2 separate regions of the Homo sapiens genome follow, and region 1 is linked to region 2. Evidence: read pairs that join two places in POLR2A ChIA-PET (ENCODE). Cell type or tissue: Caco-2. All regions are shown on one strand. Links, peaks and the distances in the headings refer to the core of each region. The heading gives the core; the rest is flanking DNA.

Evidence for each region. Peaks named below come from ENCODE experiments on the same cell type or tissue, not always from the same donor. Only the 100,000 strongest peaks of a DNase experiment are listed, where the experiment ranks them.
Region 1: POLR2A ChIA-PET joins it to region 2 with 6 read pairs; 2 of 35 experiments call an interaction of 5 or more read pairs at or near these places.

What each region holds. Positions count from the first base shown.
Region 1 is chr6:166,676,786-166,682,139 of GRCh38, forward strand. It overlaps a transcript of RPS6KA2 not described here. Among named protein-coding and RNA genes, the nearest start is that of RPS6KA2, 52 kb to the left of the region's middle. In Caco-2, for the core only: no CTCF peak of the experiment used is centred there; a DNase peak (open chromatin) is centred at 1,896.
Region 2 is chr6:167,272,854-167,278,228 of GRCh38, forward strand. It overlaps a transcript of UNC93A not described here. Among named protein-coding and RNA genes, the nearest start is that of UNC93A, 16 kb to the right of the region's middle. In Caco-2, for the core only: no CTCF peak of the experiment used is centred there; a DNase peak (open chromatin) is centred at 118; H3K4me3 peaks cover 579 bases.

The DNA of each region.
Region 1 (5,354 bases), core at 1-5,000, 600 kb before region 2:
TTCCTTCAATCTACATGTTTGTATGTATCCTACAATACCAAACACAATTTACTACACTTCAAAGAGGCTCATGATTATGAATTGAATTTTTTCTCTTGTCCTTCTTGTTTTGACTGATTAGTTATTGGAGAAACTGGAACTGAGAAAGGATTTCTTTAATGGTCCAGCACATAGGAGTAGTGTGTCGTGATGTTCTCTTGAGAAAGCCTGGGCTTCTCTTCAACGGAGTTTTAGTTAACTTGGAGAAATCTTCTGTTTCCAGTATGCTCAATTCTACCAAATTTAGGTGAATTTATATATAGTTGTTTTGCGTATTTTGAAAATTTATAACCTTCAAGGGCTACCAGGTGTCTTCACAACAGAAAGCTTGAGGTAGTACTAGGATGGAAGGTCAGAGGTTGACACCTTCCAGAAAGACGGAACGGAAGGACATGGGCATCAAGCCAAGGTTAGGTTTTATACCTAAGAGGCAGAACCGCCTGATTCTGAGAAATAGAGATATAAAATAGTAGAAGATACTATACAATACAAATACCTTCTACTGTGTAGTTAAAAATAAGAAACGTGTTCATATCAGTTTTTTTTTTTTTTTTTGAGACAGGGTCTCACTTTGTCACCCAGGCTGAAGTGTAGTGGCATGATGTCGGCTCACTGCAACCTCCTCCTCCAGGCTCAAGCAACCCTCTTGCCTCAGCCTTCCGAGTAGCTGGGACTACAGGCATGCACCACCACTCCCAGCTAATTTTTGTATTTTTAGTAGAGACAAGGCCAGGCTGGTCTCAAATTCCTGGCCTCAAGTGATCTGCCTGCCTGGGCTTCCCAAAGTGCTGGGATTACAGGCATGTATTTACCAACCTGAGTAGGTATTAATGCTATTCCATCTTTATCCTTGAAAAGGGGAAGGAAGATATTTTTGGATTATTCTAAAATTAAAAGTAAATTATATGATGCCTAGGACTTGCCACAAAATAACCTGGAGCTGTGTGGGTAGGTGGAGAAGGAGAGGGAGTGGACACATAAATAAAACAAGACTGGCCTGGTCTGGTAATTTTGGAAATTATCTGAGACAGATCTGTGGGGATTTATTACATTCTTTGCTTCCACATGTGCTTGCATTTTTTATGATAAAACTCATCTTTTTTAAAGCAGGGGTTTAACCTCTCAAGCAAATGAGTGTGACTGTCACTTTTAAAATGCTTCTGATATTAAAATCACTCCCAGAACAGCATAAAATAAGTCATTTTTAAAGCTGGTGTGGGATGTAGCTGTGATCCTGGGAAAATATAAAGCTGGTTTCCGGTATGGATCCACACCTGTGCTGTGTTCATACCAACAGCCCGGCTCAAGAACATATGCCAGCCGTCAAGTTGTGCAACCAGCACCAATTTCTCCTGCCAGCCAGAGCCTCCTTACCTTCCCACCTTATTTCCGGCCACTTCCCAGCACCCATTCTTACTCCAGGTGGGTCTAAATCCTCTCTGCTCCTCACGAGGCTCTTCCACGCTTATCCTGGCTCAGAACATCTCTCATCCCCCTGACTGGGCCTCCACCCTCCACGGGGAACCAAATCATGGGAAAGCTGGATTCCACAAGCCGCCCTGCAAGCCCACTGACCGCAGAAGGTTGCCTTCTACAACAGCTTAGCTCAAAACCTTCTTTTCGCTAAATAAAGTTGTATTTTACTTCCATGCAAAATAAACAAAAACTCAGTTTCCTGCCTTCAATCCTTCTCTCTTTTATTTCACAGAAGGAACTTTGGTTCTCTTAAATAAGGCTTCCACTCTGCATGTCTTTCCCAACAGATAAGATCGTTTACGTCTACTTACAGTTCTCAATGTTTGCTGTTCTGCGTCACCCTCAGAGTTACAGATGACTGTGACTCACGCCTGGAGAAGCAGCAAGGTGGGGTGAGAAAGGCCAGGTGGTGACCTTTGTCCAACCATGGCTGGCAAGCGACAAAGAAAGGGGGCTCAAAACGTGGCCTCTGAAGTCTCGATCCCCCGCATTTCTGCTGCGCCTTGAGCCCCCTGTGCTTCATGGGGCTGGGCTCTCAACCGCAAAGCAGGTATTTTTTGACCACAGATGAATTTCTAAAATTTGGCAAAAGGATTTAAAAACTCTAGAAATAGTGTGTATTTAGATATCTGTTCCCCAGATAAATTTGAGTATGACTTTTTTTGATCATGGTCATTAGTAGATAAAACCGTATTTGTTTACAAGTAATATTAATTCTATAGGATTTAGTTCACGTTACAAAACCTGGTTGACCAATTACCAGCACTAACAGAACTAAATAGTAAGTTTGGAGAAAGAAACTGTGAACAGAAAGGCTATTCAGTAGGAGATGTTGCTTTTTAAGTCACAACAAAAAAATAATAAATATTGTCACCGGGCGTGGTGGCTCATGCCTATAATCCCAGCACTTTGGGAGACTGAGGCGGGTGGATCACCTGAGGTCAGGAGTTCGAGACCAGCCTGGCCAAGATGGCAAAACCCCAACTCTCTTTAAAAAAAAAAAAAATACAAAAATTAGCCAGGCATGGTGGCGGGTGCCTGTAATCACAGCTATTCAGGAGGCTGAGGCAGAAGAATCACTTGAACCTGGGAGGTGGAGGTTTCAGTGAGCTGAGATCACACCACTGCACTCCAGCCTGGGCAACAGAGTGAGACTCCATCTCAATAATAATAATAATAATAAATAAATATTGTCACTTATTTTTGCCAGTGCAAATCTAGAAAACATGAGATGAAGGATAATGTGTAGGACATAGCCAAAAAGAGCTTGAACGTGAAAGTGAGAGGTAACAACGTGCTAGCAGCCCTGGCTCGCTCTCGGCACCTCCTCAACCTGGCGGCGCTCCTCGATCTGGCCGCGCTCGAGGAGCCCTTCAGCCCGCTGCTGTGCTGTGGGGGCCCATCTCTGGGGCTGGCCGAGGCCGGAGCCGGCTCTCTCTGCTGGTGGGGAGGTGTGGAGGGAGCGGCGCGGGCGGGAGCTGGGGTTGCGAGTGGTGCTCACTGGCTGGCGCGGGTTCCAGGTGAGCGCGGCTCGGCAAGCCCCGCACTCAGCGCGGTTGGCCAGCGCCTGCTGGGCTTGATGGGGGACGAGCTCCCTCTGGGCTGCAGGAGTACCTGGACTAGGTGCCGCAAAGTCCCTCGGCAGTGCCAGTGAGAGGTGAAGCCAGCTGGGCTTCTGGGATGGGTGGGGACTTGGAGAATTTTTCTGTCTAGCTAAAGGATTGTAAACCCACCAGTCAGCACTCTGTGTCTAGCTAAAGGTTTGTAAACGCACCAATCAGCACTCTGTGTCTAGCTAACGGTTTGTAAACGTGCCAATCAGCACTTGTTTAGCTAAAGGTATGTAAACGCACCAATCAGCACTCTGTGTCTAGCTAATCTGGTGGGGACTTGGAGAACTTTTGTGTCTAACTAAAGGATTGTAAACACACCAATCAGCACTCTGTGTCTAGCTAAAGGTTCGTAAACACACCAATCAGCACTCTGTCAAAACTGACCAATCAGCTCTCTGTAAAACGGACCAATCAGCTCTGTAAAATGGACCAATCAGCTCTCTGTAAAATGGACCAATCAGCAGGATGTGGGTGGGGCCAGATAAGGGAATAAAAGCAGGCCGCCCCAGCCAGGAGACCTACCTGCTCTGGTCCCCTTCCACGTTGTGGAAGGTTTGTTTTTTTGCTCTTTGTAGTAAATCTTGCTGGTGCCCACTTTTTGGGTCTGTGCCGCTTTTGTGAACTGTAACATCTCCACGAAGGTTTGCAGCTTCACTCCTGAAGCCAGTGACAGCACGAGCCCGCCAGGAGGGACGAACAACTCTGGACGTGCCAACCTTATGAACTGTAACACTCACTGTGAAGGTTTGCAGCTTCATTCCTAAAGTCAGCGAGACCATGAACCCACCAGAAGGAAAAAATTCTGGACATATCTGAACATCTGAAGGAACAAGCTCCAGACATACCATCTTTAAGAACTGTAACACTCATCACTAGGGTCTGTGGCTTCATTCTTGAAGTCAGGGAGACCGAGAACCCACCAATTCTGGACACAAAAGGAGACTTGCTGAGGCCAGAGGCACAGTTCAAACTTCAGTCAGATGCAGAATCGGAAAAGTTTCAGCCTTGCTGCCCCTCTCCTCCCATTTTTGACTCTGGAAAGGCCTGTGAGGGACCTGTTTGGCGTATCGAGTGAGGACTGCTCTTTTTTAACAGCAGCCGCTTGTCTCTCCCATATCTTCTCACCCCTTCTGCTCTGAATCAGGCTTTGTTCCCTAGTGAAGCACAGAAAGCAGGGAAAATTGGAGAAGGTGGAAAGGGCAGAGAGGCAGCGCCAGAGCACAGATCTAGCCACAACGTGTCCACCCCACTGCGTTTAGAAAATGCAAGGAAGGATGTACCAAAACTGCAGGTTACAACACTGTATCTTAGAAATTTTCTGAGCTTAAGAAATAGATGCCATACCCCACGACAAAAAGAAGTGGGTTGCACAATGGACTTGTACCATTTCCTGATACAAATGATGCTTATTTCCCAAGAAAAATACGAGGCATAGCCAATGGCCTAGGATGCAAAATTATAAACCAACTCATTGCTCCACTGGAAACCACGCCCTTCTTCTAGATTCCGTCTTGACATAAGGTCCAAGTTTCTTATCTGCACCCTCCACACGGCATCTCCTACCCCTAATTCCTCTCTGACACCTGCAGCCACGGCTGACCAGTGTGACCAGTGCTGATCGGTGGCCCCAGGAAGGCTGAGCTCTCTCCCTGCAAGTTGCACCAGGATTCTGTGCCCCGAAGGGAAAACTGTTCCTGGTGATTCCCGTGTCCCAGTTCCTTCCTTTTGTGATTCCAGCTCACAGGACCAGGCCTCTCCCTGGATCTCCCCCTGCCCGCCCCCCCCCCCGCCCCCGCCCAAGATCTTGCTCTTGGTGGCCTGTCTCCCAGAGATGAAAAGTCCTGTCTTGACCCTTGTTTGACCCTTGTGGCCCAGGGCTGGGGCCTGACACCTGCAGCAGGTGCCTAGAATGTTAATGCCACCAACTTTTCCTGTCCTCTGCTGGGAATGCCTTGTCCACCAGCAGCTCCTGCCGAGATCCCTTGATCGGCTCCTTCTGTGAGTCTCGACACCACCCACCACCGCACTGTTCTCCCGCAGAGATGACAGACAGCTTAGGTTTAAGTCTTCTGATGCCCAGCAAGAATATACAAAGAAAACTGGCCTAACCAATGTATTAATAGTAAAATCTGGTTCATTCGTAAGTAGAGTTCTGAGGGTTTTGAGATGCTGCTGTTATGTTTAAGCTACAGGCAATTTACCCAAGGAATGTGATGTTGAAATATG
Region 2 (5,375 bases), core at 93-5,092:
TGTTTCTTATCAGAGGTAAGGTCTGTGTTGATGTTAGTGCTGTAGGATATAATGAGGTCTGTCCGGCCCCCACTTCCCGTCGTGGCCTGAACCAGACTCTCAGGTTAAAATTTAAGAGTGCCCTGGCAGAGGAGGAGGTTCATTCAGATGGTTGGGGGGCCATAGAATTGTATTTTTGGTTTACAGGCTCGCCTGCCTGTGGGCCCCTTTGTGACTGCCCAGGCAAGCCGCTAACGTGAACGTGCTCCTCTTACTGCCGCCTTCTAACCCAGGTGACATCAATCACTTACTCTCTTTCTGCTCTTTGCTCTGGTCCCAGGGAAGCAGGTCCTTTTACTCCTTTCCTTCCCGGGCTTGTGCACGCTGGGTCAGGCCCCATCTCACCATGACTGCTCATCTTTTTGGGCACCAGAGCAATAAGGAAGCAGGACTCAGGCCCCCAACTCCTAACTCCAGGTGAAGCCCACCCTGAGCTCAGGAACAGAGCTGCCTCCATCGGGTGTGGAGAGACAGAGCCTCCTCCCCAGCCATGCCTCCTCATTGGCCCATGGGAGCTGCTGTGACTCTGACCCTGTACCTGGCTCTGTCAACTGGAATAGTCAGTGGGCAGCCAGCACACCTTTGGGTGCCATATGTGGTGAGATCCTATCCTGACTTGACATTTTAAAAAGTTGTCTATAAAAAGAGCCAAACTCTGTAAAATATTGGAGAGATTTATTCTGAGCCAAACGTGAGTGACCATGGCCCGTGACACAGTCCTCAGGAGACCCGGAGAACGTGTGGCCCAGGTGATCAGGGCACAGCTAGGTTTTATACATGCTATAGGGCATAAGGCATCAATCAATACATTTAAGCTGTACATCAGTTCAGACGGGAAAGGTGGCACACCAGGAAGCAGGGGCTTCCAGATCACAGGCAGATTCACAGATTTTCTGATTGGCAGTTGGTTGAAAGAGTTCATCTAAAGACCTGGAACCAATAGAAAGGAAATATCTGGGTTAGGATAAGGGGTTGTGGAGACCAAGGTCCTTACTATGCTGATGCAGCCTCCAGGTAGCAGGCTTAGAGAGAATCGATGGTAAATGTTTATCAGACTTAAAATGTGCCAGAAACTTAGTGGAGTATTTCCTGGATGAGGAAAAAGGCCTGGAAAGGGAACAGGATTTTCTACAGAATATAGACTTTCCCCACAAGAGACAGCTTTGCAGGGACATTTCAAGATATGGCCAAGAAACATATTTAGGGTTAAAATATTTGGATTTTCTTCCTTATCTGTCATGTGAAGTTACGCCAGAGTAAGGTTGGAAAGAGCCGAGTTACACAGGGTTAGTAAGACCCCTCCAATGAGGCTTTGTGGTTTGTAGGGTGACCTCCCCAGGCCCCTTAGGTAGGAATTTGGGCAGGAGAAGAAAAAGGTCAGAGTTTAGTCCTCAAGGCACAGACTTATGTTCTTGACCCTCCTTCCATCTGGTGGTACATTCAGGCTAATGGAAAAATCCTACGTATTCCACGTTCGGTCCGTCCTCCCTCCTCCTGCCTAAAGGGTTCTAGATGTGTGTAGTGATACAGCTGGGATGGTTATTTCTTCAGGAAGCGTCATCCTGTTCTTCTTCTTCCTGTTTATCCTCCTCTTCCTGCCCAAATTTCTGCTTCTCACACTGGAGTCCTTTTGTGTTTCATTCATACATTAACTCAAGGCCTGGATCCAGAAGGCTGATTCCTGTTAGTGCCTGCAGTTGATGTTTTCTCTATGACACTCTTAGCTGACTGGCGGCTGTCTAGATGAGGGTTCAAATCCAGACTCCATCACTCACCTGCTACGTGACATGGGCACCTTCTTTAGTCTTGTTGAGCTTTGTTTCCTCATCCTTAAAAACAATACCAATGACAACAACAAAACTACCATGCAGAGCTTCCATGCCCTGCACAGAGACTAGCGAGTAATGAAGTAATAATACAGAGTCAGCCCCCATTCCCTATGCAGTCGACTTCTGCAAGGTCCAAGCTCACAGTGCAAATTGCTCCTGCAAAGCTACTTTGATTAGGCTCATTCCTTGACCTTCTTCCAGACAAATACGTCTCAGACAGGGAGAAAAAATAAGTCCTTCATACATCAACTGGTGTTACCAGACGTGGCACTGAGTCCCAGAGTGTGGTTCTAAGATGGACTGAGTTCTGCTTTTCCAATGGCAGCAACACCACGTGGAAGTGTTGAGGGGGCCTCCTTCCATAGGAGCTGACCGTGGCATCTGTGTTTTCAGGTGTCTGGGCAGTTGCATGCAGGAGACTTGGGCTGGTGTGTCACTCTTCTCACTTCACACTGAGCTGCCTGGTTGCCTGCGAAACTCTGCAGGGTCTTTGGGTTCCTGTTGGACCAGTTCAGCCTGTCATTCTGCCACGTCCTCCTCTGGCAGGATGGCCGCTGGCCCACACAGCACCAGTCCCAACAGTGAGGCAGGTGGCTTCCTCAGTGGCGTTTGGCAACGTGGCTTTCTATCTGTTGGAATACAGGTCAGTCCTCTTCACACCCTTCCGTTTCCCTAATGATTCCCCAGGTTGTCCTGAGAATGCAAATCAGTTTCCAGGAGCTGGCACTCTCCACATTTGGGCTTTCATGATACCTGGTGGTCAGCTCACCCACCCCCAAGGGCAGTCAGCGGGGGGATCTTCCAGGAACTCTTGGTCATGAGAGTGGTAACTTCCTGATGTGCCTGCACAGACACAGTGCGTGTGTTCATTGGCAGCATCCTCACACCTGTGCAGCATCAGGCAGGCCTGGCTCTGCATGAGGCACATGTCCCAGCAGGCTGGCTGGACCAGCAGGTTCTGCCCAGTCAGACTTCCCCACCACACCAAGCACAGACAGGATGCTGGGTCCACACCCTGCTTTCATCTGTGTCCAGCTCAGATGCAACCTTGTGCTCCTCACGGGTTGTATGCTCGAGTATCCAAGAAGTGAGTCTTTTGATTGGACCTGAGCTAATCTCTCTCAGATTGGTGAAAGTGCAATGAGAATGGATGCTGTGTATTGCTGTTAACTCTGGTTATCCTGCAGTGGCACAGAACACTGGGCTCCTTCCTCCCGCCTAGCTGTGATTTTGTGTCCATCACACATCTCTCCCTACCCCTCCCCTCTCCCTACCATTTCCAGCCTCTAGTATCCTCCATTCTACTTTTTAACTCTATGAGATCATTTTTTTCTTTTCTTTTCTTTTTTTTTTTTTAGCTCACACATATGAGTGAGAACGTGTGGTGTTGAACTTTCTGTTCCTGACTTACATCACTTAATATCTTGTCCCCAGTTCCATTCATGTGGCCACAATGACAGGGTTTTATTCCTTTTTATGGCTGAATAGTATTCCGTTGTGTATATATACTGCATTCTTCATCCATTCATCTGGTGGTGGACACCTCTGTTGGTTCCATATCTTGGCTATTGTGACAGTATTGGGATGAATGTGGGGCAGATGTCTCTTTGATATACTGACTTCCTTCCCTCTGGATGAACACCCAGGAGTGGGTTAGCTGGCTCATATCGTGATTCTATTTGTGGTTTTTTTGAGGAATCTCCATACTATTTTTTATAGTAGCTGTAGCAGTTTACATTCCTACCAATAGTTTTATGAATTTCTAAACCTTGTACAATAGTATTATTCTTCCCACTTTAGGGGCAAGAGATGTGAGACCCCGGCAGTTTAGGTGACCTGCTCGAGGACACACACTGTGCACAGTGGCTGAGCCTACTCCTGCCACATCCAGGAGACTTCAGAGTCCCGGGATCCCAGCTGTGCTGTGCTCCTCCTTCAGCTGTGGGATCCAAGGCATGGTTTATTCCAGGACTCTTCCATGTTTGGGAAATTTTCACAGGACACTACTGCTGTTGTTTGTCCTCCCTTTCTCAAGTCTAAGCAAAAAAAATGTATTTATGGGTAGCATTCTTTAGAATTTAGGAAACCCCGGGAGTCGTGGCCATCCCTGTCATCACACCTGGTTTCTGCTTTGACCTTTGGTACCAATAAACATGAGCAGCTGCCATCCTGTGCCCAGTCCCCGGGGTGTACCTGCAGCCCACGCTGGCTGTCTTTGCTGTTCTGTGCCCAGGTGAGATGCGCTGCAGGCAGCAGGGAGCCACACAGACAACGCCCACCCTCCTGGGACTTGGCAAGCCCAAGGCCATGCACAGGCCACCACAGACTCCCCTGATGTGGGCTCATCAGGGGAGCCAGTGGGCCGGGGGCACGTTACGGCCAGTCAGGTGCATTTGTCTCCAGTAGGATCACCCTCTGTGAAGGTAGCAGCTTGCACCTTGTTGACTGGTCACCAGTGACATGGAGTCTGGCCAAGGAGCCATCTTCACCCTGAGAACTGCGCCTGTGCCCCCAGTGCTCCTGCCTGGCTTCTGCTGTGTGCCTACAAAGCTGGGCTTTGTGCTGGCCCCTCTGCCTTCTGGCCTGTGACCTGCCTTGGCGACCTACCCTTAGCCGGTGGAGCCTTCCAGCTGGCCTCTGACCATGGGGCTCTCCAGGCCCTGAGTCACTGCTGGCCTGACCAATTCAGGTGTCCTGGCTTTTGCTGCAGGGCTTCTGTCCTGGGTCTCCTGATTGTCCAGTTCTGGGCTCCCCCTCCACAAAAGAACGGCCCCTCCTGCAAAAGCTCTGGTCAGGGCAAATCCAAGGGCAGAAGAGGCAGATTGCAGGTCAGGCAGAGAGTGGACGGGCAGCTGCTGGGCCACTGTCTCCACCGTTCTCTGGCTATCTCTGTCTCTCTCTCTCTGACTTTCTCTCTCTCTGTCTCCCTCTGTCTCTCTATCTCTCTGTCTCTTTCTCTTTCTGTCTCTCTCTGTCTCTGTGTCTCTGGCTATCTGTCTCTGTCTCTATAACTCTTTCTGTCTCTCTGGCTATCTCTGTCTCTCTGCCTCTTTGTATCTTTCTGTCTCTCTCTGTCTCTGTGTCTCTGTCTCCCTATCTCTATGTCTCTGTTCTTCTCCCTCTGTCTCTGTCCCTCTCTGTCTCCTTCTGTCTGTCTCTTGGTCCCAGCTGGCAGCTGACTTTCCTGTCCTCCCAGGCCCTGGCAGAGCCACCAGGCGGGCTCCTGTCCTGTGCTGTCCTGGACCCCTCACCCTTGTTGCTGCTCTGGGTCAGAGCGCTTTCTTCTTGAAGCATCCTCTACCCACCCCAGGGACTTGAAAACCGGATTTGAAATGCCAAATAGGTTTAAAATTAGAGCTACAGAATGTCTTCCTCAGAGCCCAGACTTCCCGAGGGGTCCTGTCAGGCACAGACAGGGCTACCACAAAGGAAAAAGGGACACATTACATTACATTACATGAACCTCAGTCACTTGTTTTCACTGACATATACCTGAGTGAGGGCGGG